Linked DNA regions of Mus musculus: all the other regions are linked to region 2. The links are chromatin loops, found by intact Hi-C in ENCODE. Cell type or tissue: left cerebral cortex. All regions are shown on one strand. Each heading gives the region's core, and the rest is flanking DNA. Links, peaks and the distances in the headings are about the cores only.

Region 1 (8,619 bases), core at 1,205-6,204, 52 kb before region 2:
AAGTTGCTTAACATCACTAGTCATGAAGGAACCTTAAATTAAAATCACAGTGGGATAGCATTCGACCCATCAGACTGGCTAAGTTTGAAAAGATATACCTTACTAAATCGCATTCTAAAGGATGCGGAAGGGGTGGTTTTTTGTAAACTGCAGGTGTGAACCAAAGTTGGAATATTGACTCTTGAAAGTGTTTACCATTGTCTTTTACAGTTGTTGTATGGCCTGGCAATTCCTCTCCCCAGTGTCTGCCTATGTTAGTTACTGTTGTTGTTGTTGTTGTTGTTGTTGTTGTTGTTGTTCTTGTTGTTCTTGTTGTTGTTGTTGTTGTTCTTGTTCTTGTTCTTGTTGTTCTTCTTGTTCCTATTGCTCTTGTTGCTATAACACAATACCTGAAAAAGCTACTTGAAGAGTCTTCTTTTGCTCACAGTTTGAGGGTAAAGTCCATTAGAGAGAGCAACGGGGCACAGGAGCAACAGCATGAGGTCCTGGTCACCTCAGCATCTACAGTGAGAAAACAGAGAGAGATGAAAGCCAGGGCTCAAAGAGATGTAAACACTTTCAATTTTTTCTTGAGTTCAGGAAATCAGCCAGTGAGATGATACTACTTACCATGGGGTGGGTCCTTCATCCTCTATCAACCTAACCTAGAAACACCCTCACAGGCATACTGAGAGATTTGTTTCCATGGTGATTCTAAATCTTTTGAAGTTGACATCATGAAAAGCTAGGCCTTCCAACAAATCTCTTCATCTTTAGAATAAGCATAGATGAGGTTGTTTGTGACCACTGGAAACTAAAAGCAGTCTTCAAATGCTCACCAACTCTGAAGGCTACATCTGTGTCCCTGATCCTGCAAGGGAATGTAAGTGAGTAAGCTACACATGAAATATGGGAATCCCACATTTAGTATTTTGTAGAAGTACAGAAGCAGGAAATTCATCCTATTCCTTTTGTTCCAAGTTCAGATCAAGCACAAGTACAGGTTAACCTCAGCTTGTTCATGTGTAAAAATAGACCTAAGACTTCTTATTCCAGGAGTTTTCCTTGGGGCTTCTAAAAACATTGTTCTTTCTACCCATAATCCTTTGCCATGTCCCCTTCCCTCTGATTTCTTAACTTGGATAATACCTATTCTTCTTAGAGATACACAGGCTACTGTCTCAACACTTGCGGTGACAGTCATGTGTTAGCCATCCCACATCTCTGTCCTCTTTATGTCATGCCAGGTGTCATCCCAGTTATAAAATAGGAAGTTATGTGGACTGAATGAAAAGAAAATATTAAAGGACTATGGAAAGATACAACATACCATGGAAGTCTGGAGAAAACATCACAAAAAAATACATAAAATCCTGATTTTGAGAGATTTGGGTAAGAAATGTGTTACTGCTACACCCACATCCATTATCAGAAAAACAACATGCCTAGTCACATCTGTGAGGTTTTGCAGTATAGAAAATCAAGCCCTGACTATCCAAAATGCCCTGGGGAAGTACAGAAAACCATGGTTTGATCCATTGTTTCTTTACCTTCCTTTCCCAAGGCACAGCAGCATCTACGAGGTGAGGAATCCTATCTCAACATTGTTTCTTCTTTACACTTAGCACAATGTCTGACACACAGCAGTAAATTTTGTAAATATTGTTGACCAAATGAATACCTAATGAGATGTAAAGTGTTTGACATAGCTCCTGTGTTTCAGAACACACAAGAGGGGAAAAAAATGTGTTCTTTAATGCCAAGGGCTATATCACATGCTCTTTGGTGTCCTTAATAGTATATCAGGTGGTTAGTATATGTGCAGCAGTGTTACTTAAATGATTAGTTGAATCCATGAATTAGTGAGCATGGATCAATTTAATGCAACTCTAGGAGGTTACATACAAGGGACATCTTTTTAACAAATGGCTGAGTAGATGATGGGAGGTCAATTGATGATCCAGAGAGGCAGCTGAACCCTACCGGGAGGGGAGTGTGATGGTTGATATTGATTGACAGCTTGAGAGGATCTAGAACCACCTAGGAGATAAACCTCTGGGTTTGTTTGTGAAGGAGTTTCTAGATACGGCGTTCTAGATGCTTGAAGACCTATGGGCTGGGGTCCTGAACTGAATAAAAAAGAGAAAGCAAATTAAGCTGCAGCAGTCAACATTCTGGTTTGTGGCCGCAGAAATGTGTAACCAGCTACCTGGCACTCCTGCCCAAATTCACTTCCTGTCATGATGCACTGCATCCTCAAATTATGAGCTAGGATCAACCCAATCTTCCTTTAGTTGTTTTCAAAGGTTATTTTGTTTTAGCAAAGAAAAAGGCGACTAATGCAAGGAGCATTAAAACATGTGATGGACATTGATGATTTGGGCATGGGTTGCCTACCACCCATTTTTTCATTGAAATTTATTTATATACACGTCAAAAACAAATGCTTCTTTCTTCTCCTCATTCACTTCTCCACATTGATACCTCTTTCTTTTCATCCAGCAGCTTGATCATGTGGAGATACCCAAAACCCCCATGTGATTCTCATCTTAAAGCACTATATAAATCTACAACCTTCTATATAGAGAGCCCTACTTATGAAAGCTCAAAATCTCTCATCTCTTTGGCTATTTCTGATTACTCAAGATGTCAACCCAGCTTCTGAATTCTGATAAACAGCACTGATTAGTCTACCAAGATTTTTCATTCAAATGAAATTATCGGGCTCTATAAAATTATAATAGCTCTTTGGCCCGGCCCTGTGGCTTCAGGTATAGTGTTAAGAAAGATTCAAAAATGGGTTTGATTCAATAAGTCAGCAACTGTACAAAGCCTGATCAGTGTCCACAAAGATGCACAGTTCCATCATTGACACAGAATGACAGCCCTTTGTTAGGGAACACTTGTCATGAATCAGCTAAATGAATCTAGCTAAATGAGAATTTGAAAACACCCAGATGGCTATATTTATTGGTACAAAGATGGAAATTCTGAAGCGTGGTAATGTTCTCCTCTCCAAAGTAGAGTAATTTTAGAATTACTCTTAATATGCAACTTTAAATCATGCGAATTAGAACAATGAGCCACAGCATCAGAAATCCTGGTTCACTGCAGATAAATACCAGGAGGTGGCAGCATCTCCTTCGCCGTGTGATTCTGAACTTTGAGGCCATCAGCATCTGAAAGTTAACAATCTCACATAGCAGAGCAGCTGCCCAATTTGTTGGCTATTGTAATCTTTCTTTTATGATACACTCTTTCTCTTTTAAAAGAGATCCATTTAGCCAATATAGCCTTTAAATATGTGCACAATACTAATGATCTGTAAGCGGTGTGCCAACTCCCCCACGCCCTCCTATTTCCTTTCTGTTGGCTTTTATATGAGCAAGCCTTTGCATGTCTAATTGTATGGAGACAATTAGCTGACTATAAAATGCTGCCCCTCCCCCCAGTAACTTGCATGCGCAACTACTTACATAAGAATTCACTCACATATACTGAAGTCCTGCAGTAAAATAACAGGACCGAGGATTTATCTGAAACATCCCACATCCTGGTCCCTAAACACAACACCACATAACCATGTTACACTGTCAGATGATTTCATTTTGCTTTCTACCTGTTTTTTATATAAAGATGAAATGGCTGAAGTTACTACTGTCTTTCTGGTAGCATTATTATCAGACATAAATCCAGCAGTGAATGAAGTCAATATTAACTGAGTCTCAAATGAGGGGGCAGCAAATACATGCTAGGCACTGCTAATCATAGGTGGTAATGCCTCAAGGAGGGTCCAGTCTCAGGCTGTGCTCCTCAGTATAGGAATCACAAGCCTTCTAAGCTTTGGGAGTTGACAATTAGCATTAAAGTAAAATTTAAAAAAATCCATTCCTTGGGTACAATGGCCACACTTCAAGTGTTCAATCACAACCAAATGTCTCTAGTGGTAGCCGTATTAGAAACACAGATGTAGGAACTTCTACCATGACTGAGTTCTATTGAACAAGGTTGATCAGAAGGACCATCCAATTCATGGGAGTCAGTGATTAGTTTAGAATGTACTGTTAGACTGATATATGCAGGGGAGCGAGCGGGTAGGCTAGGGAGATGTCTCATTGGATAAAGTGCTTGCTTATACAAGTGTGAGGATCTGAGTTCAGATCCCCAGAACCTATGTAAAAGGCGAGCAGTACAGCAACTGTCTTTAATCCCAGACTTGGAAGCCAAAGACAGAAGATCCCTGGGACAAGGTGGCTAGCCAAACTAACCGGAATTGATAGATAAAGGCTCGTTAAGAGACCCTGTCTTGATTAATAAAGGGAGGACTGATTAAAGACAATACTCAGTGTCAAACCTAGGGCTCACCCACAGACATGCTCCTACATACATGCCAAAATGCATATATATACCCTATAAGCACATTCCACACACATGAAAACAAAACAAAACATAGGTAACATAAGAAGAGTGACAAACTCTTTGCAACAGCATTGAAGAAAATAATATACATATAGATAGATGAATATATGTGTGTGTATATATATATATATATATGTGTGTGTATGTATATATATGTATGTATATATATATATATATATATATATATATATATATATCTTCAATTAAGGAAGTTTTGAAGTTCCCCAGTATCCTGAAGCAAAGGTAAAGTCTGTGGAAAGATGCATCATCGACATGATTGAGAAAGACGAAAGGCCACAAGACGGTCAATGCCTGTGAGCTTCTCTGTATTATGGAAAGATAAAAACTGAGTGGCAAGAGAGTTTGTCAGGAAAAGAACAGGGGACTGTGAGGCAGCATCACTATGTCACTGTTTTGAGCACTGAATGTGTTAGCTCTTCTTATTCAAACAGAATGAAGGAATTAATAGTGGCCCCTTTATTCTGGGCACAGAAACAAGGAGCAGAGCGACTCACTCTTTCCACAACAGTGTCTGAGTGGAAAATGAAACCTAGTTTTCTTCGGTCTTGCTCAGAACCTCCCAGAACAAGACTGCTTTCCCTGACACATACCACACAGGACTAACAGGAGACAGCCCACTGGCCGTGTCACCAATAACATAGCTGGCCCTGTCACACCCTTATCTATCCCACTCCCTACTGAGGCGTTCCTCCCAAATGAGGGGGCAGCAAATGCTTTCTGCCAAAGTTAAAGCATATTCAAGCCGGCTTTGAACCCGCCTCCAACTTTCTGTGGTTACAGTTCATCGTCTGCTGGCAAAATGGGACTTCCTGGTTCTAAGATTAAAAAGACTTGGGAAGAAAAGGGAGAAAAGTGAACGACTTACATGACATCAATTGACTCTTGCAAAACAAAACCCTGGTGGGCAGAGCATCCCAATTATCCCAATTACATTTCTGAGAAGTGTACACACTTCCAAAGGTTTCAATAGAACAGGCTTAGAGGGAATATGTTTGGGGTCTCAAGACCTTTAAAAAGAGTTAGAGGCCAAACACAGCACATAGTGAGGACTATAAAGATTTTTTTTTTGGTAAGGATGAGAACGTCAGGCAAGAAGCGCTGTTGTAATCCCGTGTTCCAAGAATTGCTGGTCTTTCATAAGAGCGGAGGTAGGGATAGTGGGGGAGGGTGCAGGCTGAGCTCATCTTGTGGTTTTATTTAAACTGGAGTAGAGAGAATCAGCTTTGCTTTTTATTTCCATACAAATGCTCAAGGGGCCAGAATCCTCTCACATTCCTAACTCAGATCATTTTAGCAGTAATCGTTCTGAAATAAAAAATGCACCAAAGATGCAAGTTACTTCCTGGTAAAGAGTTACCAAGAGAGACCAAAGGAGCACATAGCAGGCTCCAACAACCTAGGGTTCAGAGCCTCCTTTTCCTCCCAGATGGCCAATTATTATTCATGTGACAACACCTCATACAATTTGATAGAGGAGAGCCCCAGTCAGGCCAAATGCTCACCTGCTTGGGACTCCATCTTTCTTTGTCATCTTGATTAGAAACTTGGGGGAAGGGAGTTGGCCTCTAGGGCACAGGGCAAATTTTCTTTAATAATGGCTAAAAGAAAAGGAGGGTGTAGCTGGGCATCCTGCCACGTGCTGCTGTGACTTAGCTTGGCACCTTGGTCATGTTGCCTGACAAATTTTAAGCTCCATTTCCTCATTAGTAAAACTGGGAAATCCCATAATATTTCCCAGTGTCTATGAGGATCAATTTGAGATTGCATGAGCTGTAGCCTTTGTGTACCTAGCGAAAGACTTGACATACAAAGGAAAGGTCTGGTTAATGAGGGCCGTGGTGTTTGTTACTGCAGGTCTAACACAAACTGACTAGTATATTGCAGAGCTGGGAAAAATGACTAGTCTCACAGATGAAATCATTTTCAAGTTCCTATTGTCTATCCCATCTTCATTAAGAAAAGAAAATTGGTGAAGACACCTGAGCTCAGCTCTTTATGGAATATTTAAATATACTATACACTATTAATAATTGGCTTGGTCTCTAGAACTCAGTCATCATTTGTAACTGAATATTATACCCATTGAATAAAAACTCCTCTCCCTCAGCATCCACAACCACCAATTCTGCTCTCTGTTTCTTTGTGTTTGACTATTCCAGATGTCTCACACAAATGGGTGCTAACCAACTTTTTAAATGTAGCATAGTATCCAACACTTCATTGATATTAGTCCATGTGGGAAATGTTTCTTCTCGTTAAGAACAGAATAATATTCTATTATGTCATATTACACATCTTATTTATCAATTCTCCTTTGGGTGGGCATTCAGTTGATTTCTTCATTACCATGGCTTTTGTGAAGGATACATTGATGATCAATAAGAATAATGATTTGACTTTTGATATCTTATTTTGTATTATTTGGGAAAATCCTCAGGAGAAGTGTTGTTAGATTAAATAACCATAACATTGTTCTATATGCTTTTCCATGGTAGGAGATTAATATTACACTCTACCACACATTTCTCCACATCCTTACCAATCCTTATTATCTTTTGTTTTGCCTGTTGTTTGTTTTAAAACCATCCTAACAGATTTAAAACAGTATCACCCTGGAGAGTTGTGAGTGTCTCTTCACAGAACTGGTAGCATTTTCTGTAACCTTGTTGGAGAAAGGTCTGCTCAAATCCTTTGCGTATTTTAAATTAGTTTGAGTTTCTGTCTGATTCTTTGTTTGGCTCTGTTATATTGTTTTGGTTTGGTTTTTTAGTTTGGTTTTTGAGACAGGGTTTCCCTGTGTAGCCCTGGCTGTCCTGGAACTAGCTCTGCAGACCAGGCTGGCCTTGAATTCAGAGATTCTCCTGCCCCTGCTTTACCAGTGCTGGGATTAAAGGTGTGTGTCACCACCAACCAGGCCAGGTCTGTCTTTTTCTTTCACAATTAAATCAAACAAGTTCTTGGGCTGTTTTGGATAGTATTCCTTATTTTTCAAGTTGTTTGTGACTGAGTGTGTGATGAGAAATGAACTAAGAAAAGGATGGTTATATTGGCTCATGTCTGAGAGGATGCACACCATAATGGTGGTGAGGGCATGGCAGTGGAGTGCTCTGTAACAGTGCGAGCACTGGCAACTGCTTGCTCATGTCAGCAAGGCAAGTGAAACTGTAATTTTCAATTGGCGTTCCCTTCTTCCTCTTAGGTTCAGTCTGGGCCCTCGCACCTGGACATGGTGCCATCTACCTTGAGGGTGGGCCTTTCCGTTTGGGGTAAACCTCTCTGGAAACAGCCTTATAGACACACCTAGAGGTGTGTCTCCTATATGATTCTAAATCCAGCCAAGTTACTAATGATTAATGCTCTTAGCTCCCTTGACTCACAGTATGAGATACTCTATGGGTTGGCTTCCTTTTCACTCTTAGTTGTATCCTTTGCTATGCTGATGTTTTTTAGTTTGATGTATCCCAATTGCCTATTTTTGCTTTCATTGCCTGTGCTGTTTCAGTAATATGAAGAAATCATTGCCAAGGCTTGTATGGGAAGTCTTCTCACTTTTCTTGTGGGAGTTTCATAGTTTCAAATCTTACTTATATGTGTTAATCCATATTGTGGTGTGTGTGTGTTTGTGTGTGATAAAATAGGGTCAACTAGTGTTGGCTTTTTTTGCATGTGGATATCCACTTTTACTAACACCACTTGTTAACATTATCCAGCCCTAAATTTAATTTCTAACTACCTAGGAACATTGGAAGCAAAGTAAATCTATCATTGATATTAACTTCAGTGCTGACAAAATCTGGCCTATAACTTCTTGTTAATTTAGAGTCATTAATCACAACCTCAAACTAAGTCTCAACCTGTATCACCTCGGGGGGATCATTCCAGGCCATGCTTGTGTTATTTATCAAGGAATGAAGCACTTCCTCTCAGTGGGATCAAAGTGGCTTTCCCCAAGGCCCGTGGGGCTCCCTAAACCAAGGGGGTAAAACCTAGACCAATGGCATTCATGCTGGGCCTGCCTTGCATGAAAGGCCATGCCTTTCCCTCACTCAATTTCCCAAAATGACTCAATTTCTATTTTACTGGGGGTTTTTTCTTCCCTCCTTTATCCTGCTCTTGGTTTATTTCCCTTGATCTTAGAGTTCCCCAGGCCGGCATCTATCCATGTAAGTATGTACTACCTGGTATATAAGTTGAGGGCAA
Region 2 (8,619 bases), core at 1,190-6,189:
CCCAATGGAGGAGCTAGAGAAATTACCCAAGGAGCTAAAGGGAACTGCAACCCTATAGGTGGAACAACAATATGAACTAAGCAGTACCCGGGAGCTCTTGACTCTAGCTGCATATGTATCAAAAGATGGCCTAGTTGGCCATCACTGCAAAGAGAGGCCCATTGGACTTGCAAACTTTATATGCCCCAGTACAGGGGAACACCAGGGCCAAAAAGGGGGAGTGGGTGGGTAGGGGATTGGGGGGTTGGGTATGGGGACCTTTGGGATAGCATTGAAAATGTAAACGAGGAAAATACCTAATTTTAAAAAAAAAAAAAAAAAGGTAGGCTCAAAGCCATAATGTAAAAAAAAAAAAAAAAGCAGTTGGGACCCAGTCAGCTTGACTTTCTGAGTAAGAGCATCTCTAAGCAGAAGTCACCTCAGGGTGGCCATGAATGACACGGGACAGCCGGCCTGAGGATGACCACCAAGATTAGCTAGGTCAAGACATCAGGCAGCCCAAGCAGCCATGGCAGGCCCAGCAGATGCGGAGGCCTGATCGAGTGTCACCTCCCCTCATCTCCATCTGTTTGTTCGGCTGACCCCAGAGCTGGCCCCAGCTTTCTTTCAGGGCCCTCAGGCAGCTGGGACCTGAGGAAAATGAGTGTCATGAGAGGGTGTTTGGCAACTGTGTGTCTGATGTGTGCTCATAAGTCATGGCGGTGAGGCAGTGAGGTGTCAGCTTACCATTTCTGCATGCTTCCTCTCCACACAGCTCACCGTTGCCAGAGAGAGAGAGAGAGAGAGAGAGAGAGAGAGAGAGAGAGAGAGAGAGAGAGAGAGAGAGAGGAGGTGGGTGGTAGAAATCTCCACACCAGCTATTTAGGGAATGAAGTCTGTCTGCTCTGAGCCTTCACATCTTCCCTTATTCACCAGACTGAGAAAGGGGGGGAGGGTCTCGGTGGCCTCTGGACTATAAGTGCAAGCTTCAAACTAATCCTGGAATGTCTGACTCCTTGAATCCGAATAGCAGCTTGGCCAGTACCCAGCTATATGACCTCGGGGAAGTTGCTCAACTTCTGTGAACCTCAGTGTTCTCTTCTGGAAAATTATGCTGAAAACATTCAAAGATTTAATGGCATAATCTTATTGAGAGCCCGAGCACAGAGCCTACAGCGTAACAACATATCAGTATGACAACTGTTGCCGTTATTCAAATGTATACCCCAGAGACACTCATAGGCATGTCAGAGTTTTGCCCAGAGGATTTAGTATTCTTTAAGGAGAGAAAGGGTTGTGGTTTTTATTTGACATATAACTTTTGCCAAACTCCTGTAAAAAAAAAAAAAAAAAAAGAACCCAACCCAAATGGTGGGCCCGGAATGCCCACCTCTGGGTGCTCATACACCCATTGTCACACAGATGTCTACTGAAAATATCAAGTTCACAGCCTCATGAAAGAAGCAGGTAATAAGAAATCAAGATGAGGCTGAGGAGTCTTTGAGAAGACTACACACTGGATCTGGAAATTATCACTGAGATTCACAACTCATTTAATGCAGAGAACAACTGACCCTGTGATACCTAGTCCCAGCTGATATGTGTACTGTGTACAGCACAACCCCCACTCCTAAGGCTCCGGGAAGAGAGTAAAGTGGCGATAAAAAGGTGTGTGTGTGTGTGTGTGTGTGTGTGTGTGTGTGTGTGTGTGTGTGTGTGTGTTTGCGCGTGAACACGTGCACACACTTATCTGTCTGTCTGTGTTCATGTATGTGAACATGTGCCCATGAACATTTTCAGGGGCCAAATGTCAATATCAGGTATCTTCATTAATCACTTTCCACTTTATATTTTGAGACAAGTTCTCTCCCTGAACCTAGAGCTGGCCAATTCGACTGACCTTCCTCACCAGCAGCCTCCCTGGACCCTCCTCTCTCTGTCCCCCGAGCTCTGAGATGGCAAACATGCACCTCCAGCCCATCTCACTTTTATAGGAGTGCTGGGAATCAAAAATGTAGGTCCTCATGGCTGTGCCCCAAGTGCTTTACCAACTGAGCATCTCTTAGGCTCCATTTCTCTTTAGCTTCAATGTTAACTCTGATCGATTGCTAATGGCTGCCTAAAGTTGAAAAGAGCAATATACTTGGCAGTGTCCATCACAATCATGGGTACATGTCCATCGGTCACTAAGATGGCCTTCGGTTCTTTCTGAAGCTACCCATGGCCTTCATTAGAACTCCTCTCTCTTGAGCTCTCTATATGACACTGCTATGAGTTACTTTCTCCTTTTGAAGGAAGCACTCCCGTTCTCAGATGGAAAAAAGGCAAAACAGCCTTCTGCCACCAAAGATGTATCTCCTTTCAGCCTTCCTCTGATTCACTGTCTTGAATCTGGGTCATCTCTCCCCACCCACCAGCAACCTCAGCTGAAGTAGCTGCTCTCCATAGCACTTCAGCATTTCATATCCTCGGGACCTGCTTTCTTTCTAGTTCAGAATGTCTTTGGTGTTGGGGGTGGGAAAGGCAAACCTCTCCTCCAGCAATTTCTTCTTCTAATGTGTTTCCTCCCCCATGTCAAAGTCTGTTGGAAACACAGAAACCTCAGCTCGCTGGGGGTTAGCCACATATCTAAGTACATCCATCACTTCTTCCAACCCTGGTTTTTATCAAGATGAACTCCTCTGCCAGGGCACAAGAAGCATATCTCACCATGTAGCTGGCATGATCAATAGCACTGTGCCCTTTCATGGGCCACCGTAGGCATTTTGTTTTCCACACTGTAAGCCCTTCAGGATGTCTGCTTTGCAGCTGACGTGTTGGCAGAGCCTTCAGGCTCCTTTCTTAACTGCGGCTCGATCGGGTCCAGTTCAAGGAAAACTTATTGAGTAAAAACAAAATCTGTGCACAGCATGCTGCTGGCCGCAGGTTCTGCAGCAAAGGAAATTCCATTGCAGGGGAATGTCAGCCAGCCCCAGATGATCCAACTTTCTAGCCCTCTGCAAGCAGCCAGAAAGCTGAGCTGACACATGGATCCCAGCAAGCTCACTGCAGCAGGATAGACTGGCAGGATTTACCTCCTCAGCTTTTGCCTCAGTCAGAAAAAAAATTACCAGAACCATTCAGACTAAAGGAGAATGGTGAAAAGTGAAGAAGAGGGGGAGAAAGTGTCTTGTTTAAAATGTTGGTTCCCAGGCACTGACCAGCTCCTAAGAGGATCATCCCTGAGGGCAGATCCTGTGTGTGTGTGTGTGTGTGTGTGTGTGTGTGTGTGTGTGTGTGTGTTTTGTTTTATAAAAATATAAGGAGAAAAGGAATATGTTTCGTGGATGTTTAATCAGGTGTGGGGGAAGGGGATATCTCTGCAGGGGCCCATGCTGAGGCATCCCTTCCCCCTGAGGGACCAGCCACATGGTATAATATAGAATAGAGTTTATTCAGTGCATGGGGAAGGGAGTTGAGAGAGAAGTAGAGAGAGAGGATGGAGAGGGAGGGAGAGAGAGAGAGAGAGAGAGAGAGAGAGAGAGAGAGAGAGAGAGAGAGAGAGAGAGAGAAGAGGGGTAGCGGCCAGCCAAGAGCATGTAGAAAGAGAGAGCAGGGGGAATGGAGAGGGGGGAGCAGGAAGAAGAGGACAAAGCAAGAACAAGAAACCAAAAGAGAGAGAAGGGGGCAATCAGCCCCTTTTATAGTGAGCCAGGCATACCTGGCTGTTGCCATGTAACTGTGGGGAAGAACCTTGACAAAATGCCAACATTTTGTGTGTGTGTGTATGTGTGTGTGTGTGTGTGTGTGTCTGTCTGTCTGTCTGTCTGTCTGTCTATTTGTATGTCTATGTTTGTTTGTGTGTCTATACCTGTGTGTGTGTGTGTCTGTCTGTCTGTCTGTCTATTTGTATGTCTATGTCTGTCTGTGTGTCTATGCCTCTGTGTATGTGTCTGTGTGTGTGTGTCTGTCTGTCTGTCTATTTGTATGTCTATGTCTGTCTGTGTGTCTATGCCTCTCTCTGTGTGTGTCTGCATTTGTGTAGCAGAAGACGTGTTCCTCAAACACTATCTACCTTATTATTTTTTGACAGGGTCTCTCACTGGCCAAGTAGTTTAGTCTGGCTGGCCAGTGATCCCTTGTGATACCCTTGTATCTGCCTGCCCAGTTTTTGAATCATAAGCATGCACCATCATGCCTTGCTTTTATAACATGGGTTCTGGGAATCAAACTGAGGTTCATATTCTTATAAGATAAGCAGTTTACCAACTTAACCACCTTTCTAACTCACTAGGATTCTGATTTTCACATACACTGTGCATAGTCATGCTGGAGTTCCCATGTATGCACGGAACTCTGCAAAAAATCGGGCCTTCTTCCCAGATCAGTGAAGAAACATACCGCTCCACGTGGAACATATGAAGGGTTCAGAGCACTGATTTCCCAGAGGCAGGAAACGGTTTTAGCTCTGACCCAACCCATGACAGCTGTTTTGTGGAGTTCCTGTGGCCCACATGTAGGCTGTATACCATCTATTTTCTCTATCTAGTTTTATGTTCTAAGATGGACAAAGTTGGCAGCCACATCTGCTGATAAGAGGCAATGGGCAAAACAGGCTTCAACAATATTGGAAACAGCCCTGGTTTGAGTCTGAGAAGGTTCTGGACTGCTTCTGGCCATTGACTATTGCTTGCCTTAGTGAGTGTGATTTCTTGTAAATAATGAACTCTACAAAAATATCAGAGAGAAGAAAGAAAGGAAGAGGAGAGAACAGGAGGGAAGAATAAAATAGGAGAAGAGAAAAGTACAGGATTATAAATCAAGATCTTGGAAATATTTGAAATTTTGTTCATGGCCAATAACTCTACAGCATTCCCTCTTCCTTTGTCCTTTCAGATCCTCAGATCATTCTGCTGTCTATTATAGATGGCCCATTTATCCTAAAAGAAGCTGAGCTTGCTCCAGCACGAAGCATCAAACCCAAGGAGTCCAGTTGGCTGCCGTTCTAGTAACTTCAGTGTGTAGCATCTCCCAGTATTATACAGAGATGAAATGCAGAGATCAAATAATTTACAGATGGCATAAAATTATCCATAATTCCATAGTTATACAAAAGGTAACTTACAGTTGCATCTAATAAAATCACATGATTTTTAGCTAAAACACCTAGACACAGCTTTCCTCAAGTATATAATATGTTAATATAATATAATTCTGTCCATGAAACCAATGCACATTTTAAGCTGGAGAACTATGAGTATGTGCCAGTCCTAAGCACTATTCACACTGGGACTAGAGGTGGATCAAGAATCCAGGGCTCTACCTAGAGATGCCAGTGAGAACCCTCCCCAGACACTAAACCTTGGCTTGGATGATGTTCAAATAACCAGTGAGGAAGTAAACTCCCCCTGGATGAGAATACAGATACATTCTGACATATGTATGTTTTGTTTGTGACTCAGATACAACCAATACTATGCTCAGATTGTTTCGTTTGTTTAGTTTAGTTTAATTTTTTCTGAAATAGCAAACATTTCCTAGTAATGTTACAAGCAAGAATACAGTCTCCCCTTTTCTGGCTGCATCCTTGGAAAGAGCAGCGTGTGGTACTATTGCAAACAATGCTTTGTGTGTGTTTATGAAAATCATGGTCACAGAGTATAAACAGCTATATTTTCATCTGCAGCACATAGAAGAATGACAATTGAATGACTACCTGATCAGGAACACAGTTCAAAAACCCCTCCAAAGTTTAAGGTTACCATCTGATCCAACAGCTGTACTCCTGGACATGTGTGTTCAAGAGAGAGGTAATTGTATGCTTGTGTGAAATGTGCACATCAGTACCCCAAACAGCAATCCGGATAGCAAAAAGTGAAAGCAGTCTAGATGTTCATCAACTGATGGAGGAATTAAAATTATGATCTGTCTAGTAGCTGAGAAGATGGCACAGTAGGTAAAATCCTTGCCATCCATGCATGAAGAGCTATCTTCCACATAAAAAGCCAAACAAAGTGATATACACCGATAGTCTCGAAGCATAGCAAGGTAGAGACAGGAAGCTCCAGGTGCCTGCTCACTCCTCATTCTAGTCCAAGGTCCATTCTAGCCTGAGAAACAGAGAATGGCCCTGTTTCAAACACAGACGGTAGAACTAACTGTATCAAGAAAGACACGTGATCTAGATCTCTGGACTCTGCATGTTTACACACATGCAGATACACCCACAAGAACATGCACCCACACACATGAATAATATGTGCATATATAACACACACACACACACACACACACACACAAAGAGACAAACGCTTTAAATTGTAAAGTGAATGGTTATTGAAGACACTGATGCCAACTTGAACCTCTATTCATATATTCATTCATGTGCGCCCTGCACACATCTACACTAACGTACATCTACCATCCACCTGCAATACCACACACACACACACACACACACACACACACACACACACACACACACACACGAGGTTTTAATGTTTTGTTTATATATACAACAGAGTATCATCTGCAATGAAAAGCAATGGTACTTCTGAATGTTACAACAGAAGGAAGTTTGCCAATATCATGCTAAGTAAATGAAGCAAGTCACCAAAGATCATACAGTATTCCATTCCGTTTACATCCGATACCCAGAATAAAAAAGTCTAGGAACAGAAAGCAGAGAAATGGGTTGTTCCCTGGGCTAAGAGGTAGACAGTTAAATAAGTCAGTGCCTATTTGTTTGGTTTTTAGGAGGGGGATCAAAGAATTGTCCATGAAAATGTTCTAAAGTTGTGATACTGGTAATTATACAACTGAAGATATATTGAATTGCATCCTTTAAATGCATCTGTTCTTTAGTTTGTAAATTATAATTTGGCAAAATTGTTTTAAAAAAAGAAGTTCTTTAGATTAAAGGACAGTTCCTTACGGTATGAAATAATATTACTTTCTCCAAATAATTAGAACAATTTTAACTTTCTTGAGTGTTAATGCCATAGAGAAGGAGGAACCATTGATGTAGATTATTTAAATAAATCAATTCTGCCTTGAGTGATTGGTTCAGCAACTCAGCTGCAAGCCAGTCAGCAAGTACTTTTATATGACAATGGTCATGTAACTTGCTTTAGTGTTTGAGGGGTTGTCTTAGTTTGGCTTTTATAGTTGTGGAGAGACATTATGATCACAGCAACTTTTTTGTTGTTTTGTCTTTTGTTTTTTGTTTTTCGAGACAGAGTTTCTCTGAGCAGTTTTGGCTCTCCCGGAAATCACGCTGTAGACCAGGCTGGCCTCGAACTCAGAAATCCACCTGCCTCTGCCTCCCAAGTGCTGGGATTAAAGGCATGTGCCACCACTGCCCGGCCACAGCAACTCTTATAAAGGAAAATATGCAGTTGAAGCTAGCTTATAGTTCAGAAGATTAGTCCATTATCACCATGGCAAGAAGCTTAGTAGCACACAAACAGGCATGGCGTTAGAGAGGTAGCTGAAAGTTCTACATCTTGATCCATAGGTAGCAGACAGGAACTGTTTGCCACATATCAGTTGTAGCCTGAGCATATTAGAGACCTCAAAGCCTGACATTACTCCAACACACTTCCTCCAACAAAGCCACACCCACTCCAACAAGGCCATACCTACCAATAGTGCTACTCCCCATGGGCAAGCTTTCACTCTATGGTGGCCATACCTATACAACCCACTACAGGGGTTAAACAAACAAACAAACAAACAAACAAACCAATCATCAGGTCTTTTGGAGAAGAGTCTTTTTCTTTGAGTAGACTTAAAAGCTAATACACGTTTCCGCTTGCCCCTGACAGCCACTGGGCAAGGATGGGCAGAAGCAGCTGTAGCTGTTTAGATGGTAAAGCACCCGGGTCTGTCATTTGTAGTTCTCAACTAAGTAGCCCTGCAAGCCAGCATAGCTTGGGGGTCTTATGTGAAATTATAAATCCACTCGTTGTTTAAGTCAATCTGAGGCCTGTTTTCTGTGAGTTAGGAACCAAAATGGACAGAGGACTAGGAGGGAAATTTGCTACTATCCTTAAAGAAGTCAAGTCTCAGAGCATCTGTCCATTCCTGAGAAAGCTTCCAGCTTTGCCAAGGAAATCCAGGAAGGGGGCTCAGTGCCCACGAAAAGAAAAGAAATCACAAAAAGCATGGGTTCTGGTCTCAACTGAAAGAATTAAAATTTCAACCAAGACTTAAGCCAATGGTAGATATCTGGGAGATGAGCTGACTGGAGCCTAAGTGAAGGAAGCAGCCAAAGTCCATAGCCCAGATGCAGTGACAATGGGATCCACATTCACCATGCTCTGTTTGCTATTGTCTGTAGCCACTAATCTCCTTACCAAGAGCACATGGATGGTTTTATTACTATAAGCAGTTGTCCTTATGTTTGAAAGGAAATATAAATGGATACAGTTCCAGGCCAGAGGGGATTTGGTCTCCACTGCCCTATACATTATTTATTTGCATTGTGTGTATGTGATAATACCAACCAAGATTTGAAAACAGAGGAGCACTGAGGAAGAGAGGGGGCAGAGGGAAGGAGGCAGGGAGAGAGACGGGGGGAGAGAGAGGGAGGGAGGGAGAGAGAGAGAGAGAGAGAGAGAGAGAGAGAGAGAGAGAGAGAGAGAGAGAGAGAGAGACTAG
Region 3 (8,619 bases), core at 2,111-7,110, 49 kb after region 2:
CCCAGGAGCTAAGAAGATCCTGATGGAACAACCTGATTTCTCCCTCCAGTGTTAACCCCTGAGCCCTCATCCTCCTAACCCATTCCCATTCCTAAATGTTAGCTCCCAATAACTAAAAACAAATTTTACCCAGAACCCCTAGTAGCAATATCTATCAGCATCCCAAAAGAGTTCAGTACCAGGCAACCACACAGCCACCACACCTTCCTAAGAACCAGAGAAAATCAGATGCTCTACAGACGTTAAGAGGTACAGATGCCAGCCCAAACTTAACAAAACTTTCTATCACAATAGACAGATAAAATAAAACATTTCATGATAAAAGTAAAGAGAAGAAACATCTATCTATATACCCTGCACTACAGAAGGCACTAAAAGGGAAAGAAACACACATCAGCATCAAGGATAGACCTCACCTCAGAGTAAAAGGATGGAAAAATATATACCTAGCAAACAGACCTAACAAGCAAATTCATGTGGCCTTTTAATTTCTTACAAAATAGAATTCAAGCCTAAATTAATCAGAAGAGATAGGGAAGAATACCTCAAGCTCACCCTAAGAAAAACTCACCAAGAGGACATTTAAATTCTTAACATTTATGCCTCAAACACAAGGGCACCCAAATTTGCAAAAGAAATATTTCTACAGCTTAAATCACATATTGACCCTTACACACTGACAGTGGGAGATTTCAGTACTGCACTCCAGCCAATGGACAGGTCATCAAGCCAAAAACTATGGAGAAATGCTGGAGCCAACTGGCATTATAAACCAAATAGACCAAAAGATATCTAGAGAACATTTTACTTAAACACAAAAGAATATATGCTCTTCTCAGCACTTCATGAAACCTTCTCCAAATTTGACCTCATACTCAGACACAAAACGACTCTCTACAGATACAAGAAAATGGAAATAATTCCCTGCATCCTATCAGACTAGCATGTATTAATGCTGGCTATCAACAACAGAAAGCTTACAAACTCCTGGAAACTAATCAACCTCCTACTCATGAAAACTGGGTCAAGAAAGAAACTGAAGACTGTCTGGAATTGAATGCAAATGAATGCACAACATACCCAAACTTATGGGAACAATGAAAGTTGTTCTAAGAGGCAAGTTTATAGTACTAAATGACACTTAAAAACTGGAGAGATCTTATACTAGTCATTTAATAGCACACCTGAAAGCTCTAGAACCAAAAGAAGAAATTACACTCAAAGAGTTAGATGGCAAGAAATAGTCAAACTCTGCCTGAGGTCAATAAAATAAAAACAACAACAACAAAATATACAAATTAATAAAGTAATTGTTACTTGAGAAAATCAATAAAATTGACAAATATTTATTTGGATTACTAAAAAAGATAATAATGATTATTCAAATTAAAAAAATTAGAAATGAAAATTGGGGGCTGGAGAAATTGCTCAGTGATTAAGAACACAGGCTACTCTTCCAGAGGACCCAGGTTCAATTCCCAGTATCCTCATGGTAGCTCACAACTGTCTGTAACTGTAGTTCCAGGGGATGTGACACCTTCACTCAAACATATCTGCAGGCAAAGCACAAATGCACATGAAATAAAAATGAATTATTTTATAAATGAAAATAAGGAGGATATAACAAGAGACACCGAGGATCTCCAGAGTATCATTAATGATATTCTTAAAGTACAATCAAGAGAGAGAGAGATGGGGGTCAGGGGGAGAAAGAGAGAACTTTCTCAATTCATACCATTTACCAACGTTACATCAAGATCAAATAAACAATTTAAACACACCTGGAACCCCCAGTAAAATAGAGGCAATAATTAAAAGTCTCCAACCAAATAAGCCCTGGACAAATGGCTTTAGCATGGAACTTTACCAGACTTTCCAAGAAGAGTTAATGCCAATGTTGTTAAAATTATTCCAAAAAAATAGAAACAGAAGGAACATTGCCTAATTCATTTTATAAAGCCACAATTGCTATAATATCCAAACCACATAAAGACCCAATAAAGAAAAAAGAATCAAAGACCAATTTTTATTGTGAACATAACTACAAAAAAAATTCAATAAAATATTTGCAAACCAAATCCAAGAACACATAAAAAAGATCATCTATCATGATCAAGTAGGCTTCATAAAGAGATTCAGGGATGGTTCAGTGTATGAAAATCAGTAAATGTAATCCACAATTGAAACAAACTGAAAGACAAAAGCCAAATGATAATCTCATTGGAGACAGAAAGGGCCTTCGACAAAATTGAATGCCACTTTATGATCAAAGTCCTGGAGAGATTAGGGATCCGAGGGACATACATAACCATAATAATGGTAATTTGTAGTAAGTCCCTAGCCAACATCAACTTTAGTAGAGAGAAACTCAAAGCAATCCCACTATAATCGGGAACAAGTCAAGGCTGTCTGCCCTTTCCACACCTGTTTAATACTTGAAGACTTAGCTAGATCAATAAGATAATTAGAGGAAATTAAGAGAATACAAATTGAAAAGAACGAAGTCAAAGTATTTTACTTGCAGGTGATATTTTAGTAGAATAAGTGACCCTAAATATGACACTGGGAAACTCCTACAGTTGATAAGCACATTTAGCAGAATAGCAGGACACAAAATTGATGCACACAAATCAATTACTCTCCTATATCCAAATAACAAATGGATGAAGAAAGAAATCAGAGAGACAATACCTTTTAGCATAGCATCAAATAATGTAGAACATCGTGGGGTAGCACTAACCAATCAAGTGAAAAGTGGTTTTGATTAAAAACTTCAAGCCTTTGAAGAGAAAAATTGAAGAAGGTATCAGAAAATGGCAAGGTCTTCCATGCAAATGGATCAGTAGGATTGCTATAGTAAAAGTGCCTACCAAAAACAATCTACAGATTCAATGCACTTTCCATCAAAATTCCAAAGCAATTCTTCACAGGACAGTTTTCAGTTTCATGTGGAAACACACACATACACATATTCACACACACACACAGGAGAATAGCTTTTAAAAATTCTGAATAATGAAAGAACTGCTGAAGGTGTCACCATACCTGGCCTCAAACTGTACTACAGAGCAATAGTAATAAAATCTGCATGATATTAGCACAAAACAGACATGTTGATCAATGGAATTGACTTAAAGACTCAGACTTAAATTTATACACATAAGACTGATTTTTGATAATAGAGTCAGGAATATACCCTGAAAAAATGACAGCATCTCCAACAAATGGTGCTGGTCAAACTGAATGCCTGCTTGTAGAAAACTATAGTTCTATACTTATCACCCCACACAAAACTCAACTCCAAAAGAATCAAGGACTTCAACATAAAACCAGATACACTGAATCTGGCATAAGATAAAGCAGGGAATACTCCTGAACTCGTTTCTGAACACAAGCAAGACTCAAACCAAGCTGCCTGAACTCAGACCCCCACATGCTTGACCTGTGTTCTATGGCCCTAAACCTCCTAAGGTAACAAGAAAATGACAGGAATTTACACTTTCCTCCCACCTCACTGCTTCCATGCCAAGGTGGAGTGCCAGTAGATTGCTTCTAGAACCCCTTCCGTGGTGCCAATTATAAAACTCAATGCAACACACAGGCCCCCACCCCACCCCCTGCCACTACCTCCATCAAACTGTTTTTCTAACACAGTTCTGTTTCTCTTCGCCCCGCCTTCCAAGGCATTTATCTCCATTCCAGCTCGGCTCAGATAAAGGCGGGTCATCCATAATTTGTCTTGCTCTGGATTCTGCAGAGGAGGCAAAGAGACAGAGATAAATGCATGACCCCCAGTTCATTTTTCTAACAACAGTATCTTGTCTTGACACAAGCAGGCCTGGAACTAGTCACCACGTTCAAGGAAAAATAGAAATAAGGTGGGGGCCGGGTCGATGGGGAGGACAGGAAGAGGCAGAAGAAAGGGGACCTTTCTCTGAAACTTCCTAAGGTGATAAAAGCACTCACCTCAGAAAGCAACAGAAGAGCAACACCCAAGAAAGTGTGGGTCCCTGAGGATGCCTGGTTGTTACTGTTTTATCTCTAAGTTCAGACTTAAAAAACAAAAACAAAAACAAACAAACAAACAAACAAAAACTTGAGAAAGTTAGACTCCAGAGAAGAATTAAGGTAATTAAACAGCTTTGATGTTATGGAAAAAATATATATATGTATGTATGTAGGTCAGATGTCACTTGCTACTTTATAGCAGCTGTGTGATTGCAAAAATTCTTTTAAGAACAGAGGAATATTTTGGGGACATGAGAGTAGAATCAAGTTCTTCTGGGAAAATATTCCCAACAGTCTCCAAGTCATCTTCTGTGCTGGGAAACAAACAGATATTTTAAGAGAAAATTGGACTTTCTGAGTGTTGCTCCAGACCGAAGCTCACATACAACTCTATGAACTCAGTGCCATTCGACAGGTTTTTCTTTTGACATTTTTCTGGTTTTTAGCGTGATAGAGCAAAAGCCTCACTTTCTCCTCCTAGGTAACAGAGCTGAGGAGAGCATTTTGAGGCATGATGTTCTATAAATGGCCCTGAATTTATGGCTGCATTAAAAACTATATTAGGCAATCCAAAAGCCTGCTTGTTTCTTCAGAGTCTATAAATTAGGCAGTCGTGCCCCGTAAACAGCAAACGAACAGCCACAGGATCACTCTGGGACAAGACGCGGACACAGACTCTGCAGAACATTTCACGTCTCCTCGCTTGCAGGCATTTTTAAATAAATCACCAGTAGAATGAAGTCCAGGCCCCCTTCTTTAAAAGGCACCCAGCAGGCAAATGGACTCTCGTGTCACATTCCAACCAGTTAACAAGGATGACTAAGGAGGCCCATATGGTAAAGCAAGTTTATCATGTAACTAACATCACCCCCAAGATATAACTGAGATTCCATCAGAGATCTTGGTGTGCAGGACATGAAGCAGCCTTGTAGGCCACTAACAAAAATGAGTGTGGTTCCTTCTGTCATTATTTCTCATGGACATTGTCCAAGGCCTGGCCATGATATTAAACTCAATGCCTCAATTCTTCATGCTTGTCTGATAGTCCTGCAAGTGTTGGTAAATAGGGAAACTGAGGCTTGGAGTTGAATCCTGAAGCTACCTCTGTGCTAGGAAAAGAGCTGAGTCTGTCTGTTCCCCAAGGCAAGCCATCACTTAGCCTATAATCTGTTTTTTTTTTTTCTAGACAAGTCGTGATCCTGTCATTCCTGCGCATGTGATAAGAGACCTTGGGTCAGATTCTGTGCATTTGATCATTCACTAGAAGTTCATGTTAGCCAAACCAAAGCAAGACCACTGACCTCATAACAGGGAGTAGAGGGAGGACTCCTCACCTTCACTGAATGAATTCTGTGTGCCAGGCACTGGGGTAGGCAGTAGGAGGAGAGCTTTGACTGATCTTTATCATACTGCCCAGGCTAAACTCCTACAGCCCCTAGGTTTTGTTGTTGTTTATTCTTTTAACTAGCATATAAAATATTTCATTATGATATTTTCATAAAATGTCTGTTTTAGTGGATTCCTCCATATCCCTTGCCTCTCCCTTCCCCTTCCCTCACCCTCTCGTCCCCTCCTTCCCCCTAGTATTCCCTCTCCAATTTCATGTCATATGGATTCTCTTGCTCTCTTTTCAAAATTACTTGTCTGTCCTTTCCTTAAGATGTGTTTTTCAGAGGCTGGGAAGAGCACCCAATGGGTTAACTGCTTGGTGCATACGTGGGAGAACCTGAACTCAGATCCCTAGCACCCAAGTAAGTCTGGGTATGGAGGCAGCCATCTGTAATTTCAGTATTTGCGGGACAGAGACAGGAAGATCTCTGGGGTTTATTGACAAGTCAATCTAGTTCCAGTTTCAGCAGACACAGTGTTGTGTTTTATTAAAAAGAAGAGGAAGCCAGGATTATGTTTGGTGGAGGTGTGGTATGGTGCCGGGGAAGGAGGTGACTCTGTGGGCCCATGCTGAGGCATCCCTTCCCCCAGAGGTACCAGCCACACAAAGGTACACTATAGAATAGAGTTTATTTAGGGCATGGGGAGGGGAGTTGAAGGGGTAGTAGAGACAAGGCAGAGGTGGGGGGGGGGTGGAGAAGAAGAGGGAGAGGGAGACAGAGAGAGAAGAGTAGTGTCTGGTCATGGACATACAGAGCAAGATGGGGAAAGGAGAATGGGGAAAGAAGGAACAGAGATGGAAGAATGTAAGAGAGCAAGAGAGAGAGGAGGTGGCAAGCAGTCCCTTTTAGAGTGAGTCAGGCATACCTGGCTGTTGTTGCCAGGTAACTGTGGACAGAGCCTAGAAGGAATGCTAACACACAATGTCTTAAAAAGCAAGGCAGGGAGGGTCTCATATACACATGCATGTGGGCCCACTCATGTGTGCACATGTGCACACACACACACACACACACACACACACACACACCATCTGGGTATGATAGAATGTACTTTCACACTTGCATTCCCGATGCTGGAGAGATACCTCCTGGCAGCCAAGTACCCAAGGAAAGTAGCAAGGATAAGACATCAAGTGATTGGAGCCAAAAGCTGATGGTTTCTGGCAATTTTACTCTTTCTCTCTCTCTGGGGCTAGAGGCTGATGGCAGGTCAGGAAGTAGAGAGAGGACCTGGGTTCACTAAGCAACCAACCTAGCTTCCTTGGTGAGTTCCTTAGCAGTGAGAGAACCTGTCTCAAAAACAAAACATTCTGACCAAGGTGGGCAACTCTAAAGGACAACACCCTGGCGTATATGCATACCTTACACACGTGTGTGTGTGTGTGTGTGTGTGTGTGTGTGTGTGTGTGTGTGTGTGTGTTTAGAAGAAATCCAACAGTGAGGGATGAGGACCTGAGGAATCACATAACCGAGCAAGGGACAGAACTGGGGTTAGAAACTACCTCAGGATGCCTTTGAGACACACTCCCTGTGGATACCACAGCTACAAATGTGACAGGGTAAGATGCCTAAGCGTGACTCTGTCTATCCCCAAGTCCCCAAATCCTCCTATAATCCAAGTATGTGGAGTGTTATGTGTGTGGTACTATGGAACTGAGGAGTCCTGATTGTTTGGACAAACTTTTGCCTTGCTGATCAGCCATTTCCACTCCTTGCCAACTAGAAGTAGAGCTTTCTGATCTACAACATTACTTATGTTTGCTCTTTTTTCTTAAATTTCATCATCCAGGTGTTGTCAACCTTGTTGTTTGGTGCTAAATACTAAGGTGGAAATGGTCCCCTTCCCCCCTTTTTGTCTTGCTCTGAGAAATATCTCTTCCTTCTACCTCCCCTTCACTCCTTACTTACTTCCAACAGGTAACATTTTTGCAATAACTCTGAACTACAATTTAATCTCTTCTCAAAACACCAAAGAGGACCCTGTGAGTTTGTAAGAAAGGAACACACACAATTGGGAGTGAACAGTGTTGGGGCAAAGGGTAGGAGCTGGACCAAACTATATGCATGTATGAGATTCTAAAGCTGAAAAAAAATAAACAAACAAATAAAAAAAAACCCTAAGGAACAATTTCCACAATTTCATTTAAGTCTTGGATTAGCCTCACAGAAAGTGAATCCTTTCACTCTATGCTGCAGGGGACAGGAAATGCCCCTTCTTGCTTATGCCAACTTGATCTGAGATTTGTGGTTTATAAACAACATGGTCCCAAACTTTCCCAGTGCACAATTTCAACTGAGAGGTTGAAATTATTCCTTATTTCAGCCCCTCCCATCTCCCAATGTCCTTTATAGCAGTTCCAGGCAGTTGGCACAAGAGTGAACATCTTTCATAAGAGGCAATCTTGTTTGTTGGATTTGGCAGGCTCTGAAACACTTCAGATCTATCCACAATGAGCCCCATCAAGACCAGATCACCAGCACTACTCTTCTTCTTCCTGTCGTCGGTAACCAGATCCCTTGCACCTGTCTGTACCCTTGAACCCTGCTATTGTCTAGGGGATTAAGGGCTGCCCATGGAGTGTGTGCAGCATTGATAGCCATAAGTCATTATGAGTGCCATGTTCAAATACTGGAAAGAATAGAATAGTTGACATAAGTGTATCTCTATTAGGAAAAACAAAGACCAGTGGATAAAAAGCAGGTGAAGTTTTCTAACAAACACAGCAATTATGCTTCGAAAAAGTCCTTCCAGGTGATGAGGTCAGCAAAAATCACAGTAAGGCTCAAACACCAGAGATTGCTTGAGAGAAGGAAGCCAGTGGACTCACACAGAGAAGCAGCTTTAGATCGTCACTGTTAATAACATCTTGAAAACTGTAACACTATCTTCATGTAATTCATCCATGTGAATATCAACAGGACAAAAATCTTCAGGATACTTCAAACTCATATGCCCAATTCCTGCTAGATAGCCTTGAGCACACATCTCACAAGAACCTGTGACAGCACTATGCATGCTCAGGTGTCTCTCAGTGGTGAGGAACACCAGTGTACTCACCTGTTATTCATCACCAACCATGAAAGCGACAGCTCTTCGGCACTTCGCTTTTCCTCCCTCCACCTTATGCATCCCCTAACCATTCTTCACACACATTCTTGAAGCATCTCTAATACAGAATGCCATCATTGCCTACAGGCAAGAGTCCTCAGTGTCTTCCCC

Evidence for each region. Peaks named below come from ENCODE experiments on the same cell type or tissue, not always from the same donor. Only the 100,000 strongest peaks of a DNase experiment are listed, where the experiment ranks them.
Region 1: a loop joins it to region 2, with 2.3 times the contacts of the local background. A loop is called at or near these places in 6 of 42 quality-filtered maps.
Region 3: it touches region 2 in a loop (1.9-fold over the local background); 3 of 42 quality-filtered maps call a loop at or near these places.

What each region holds. Positions count from the first base shown.
Region 1 is chr6:101,529,072-101,537,690 of GRCm38, reverse strand. It overlaps Gm34335 (a long non-coding RNA gene), which reads right to left. Exons shown (of 2, transcript XR_869335.2): 2 at 1-501. Among named protein-coding and RNA genes, the nearest start is that of Gm34335, 14 kb to the right of the region's middle. In left cerebral cortex, for the core only: a CTCF peak has its summit at 3,103 (motif pointing right); DNase peaks (open chromatin) are centred at 3,116, 5,108, 5,590 and 5,988; H3K4me3 peaks cover 285 bases; H3K27ac peaks cover 1,356 bases.
Region 2 is chr6:101,477,084-101,485,702 of GRCm38, reverse strand. No RefSeq gene overlaps it. Among named protein-coding and RNA genes, the nearest start is that of Gm34335, 38 kb to the left of the region's middle. In left cerebral cortex, for the core only: no CTCF peak of the experiment used is centred there; DNase peaks (open chromatin) are centred at 2,426, 2,850, 2,944 and 4,226; H3K27ac peaks cover 1,963 bases.
Region 3 is chr6:101,429,143-101,437,761 of GRCm38, reverse strand. No RefSeq gene overlaps it. Among named protein-coding and RNA genes, the nearest start is that of Pdzrn3, 56 kb to the right of the region's middle. In left cerebral cortex, for the core only: no CTCF peak of the experiment used is centred there; a DNase peak (open chromatin) is centred at 4,706.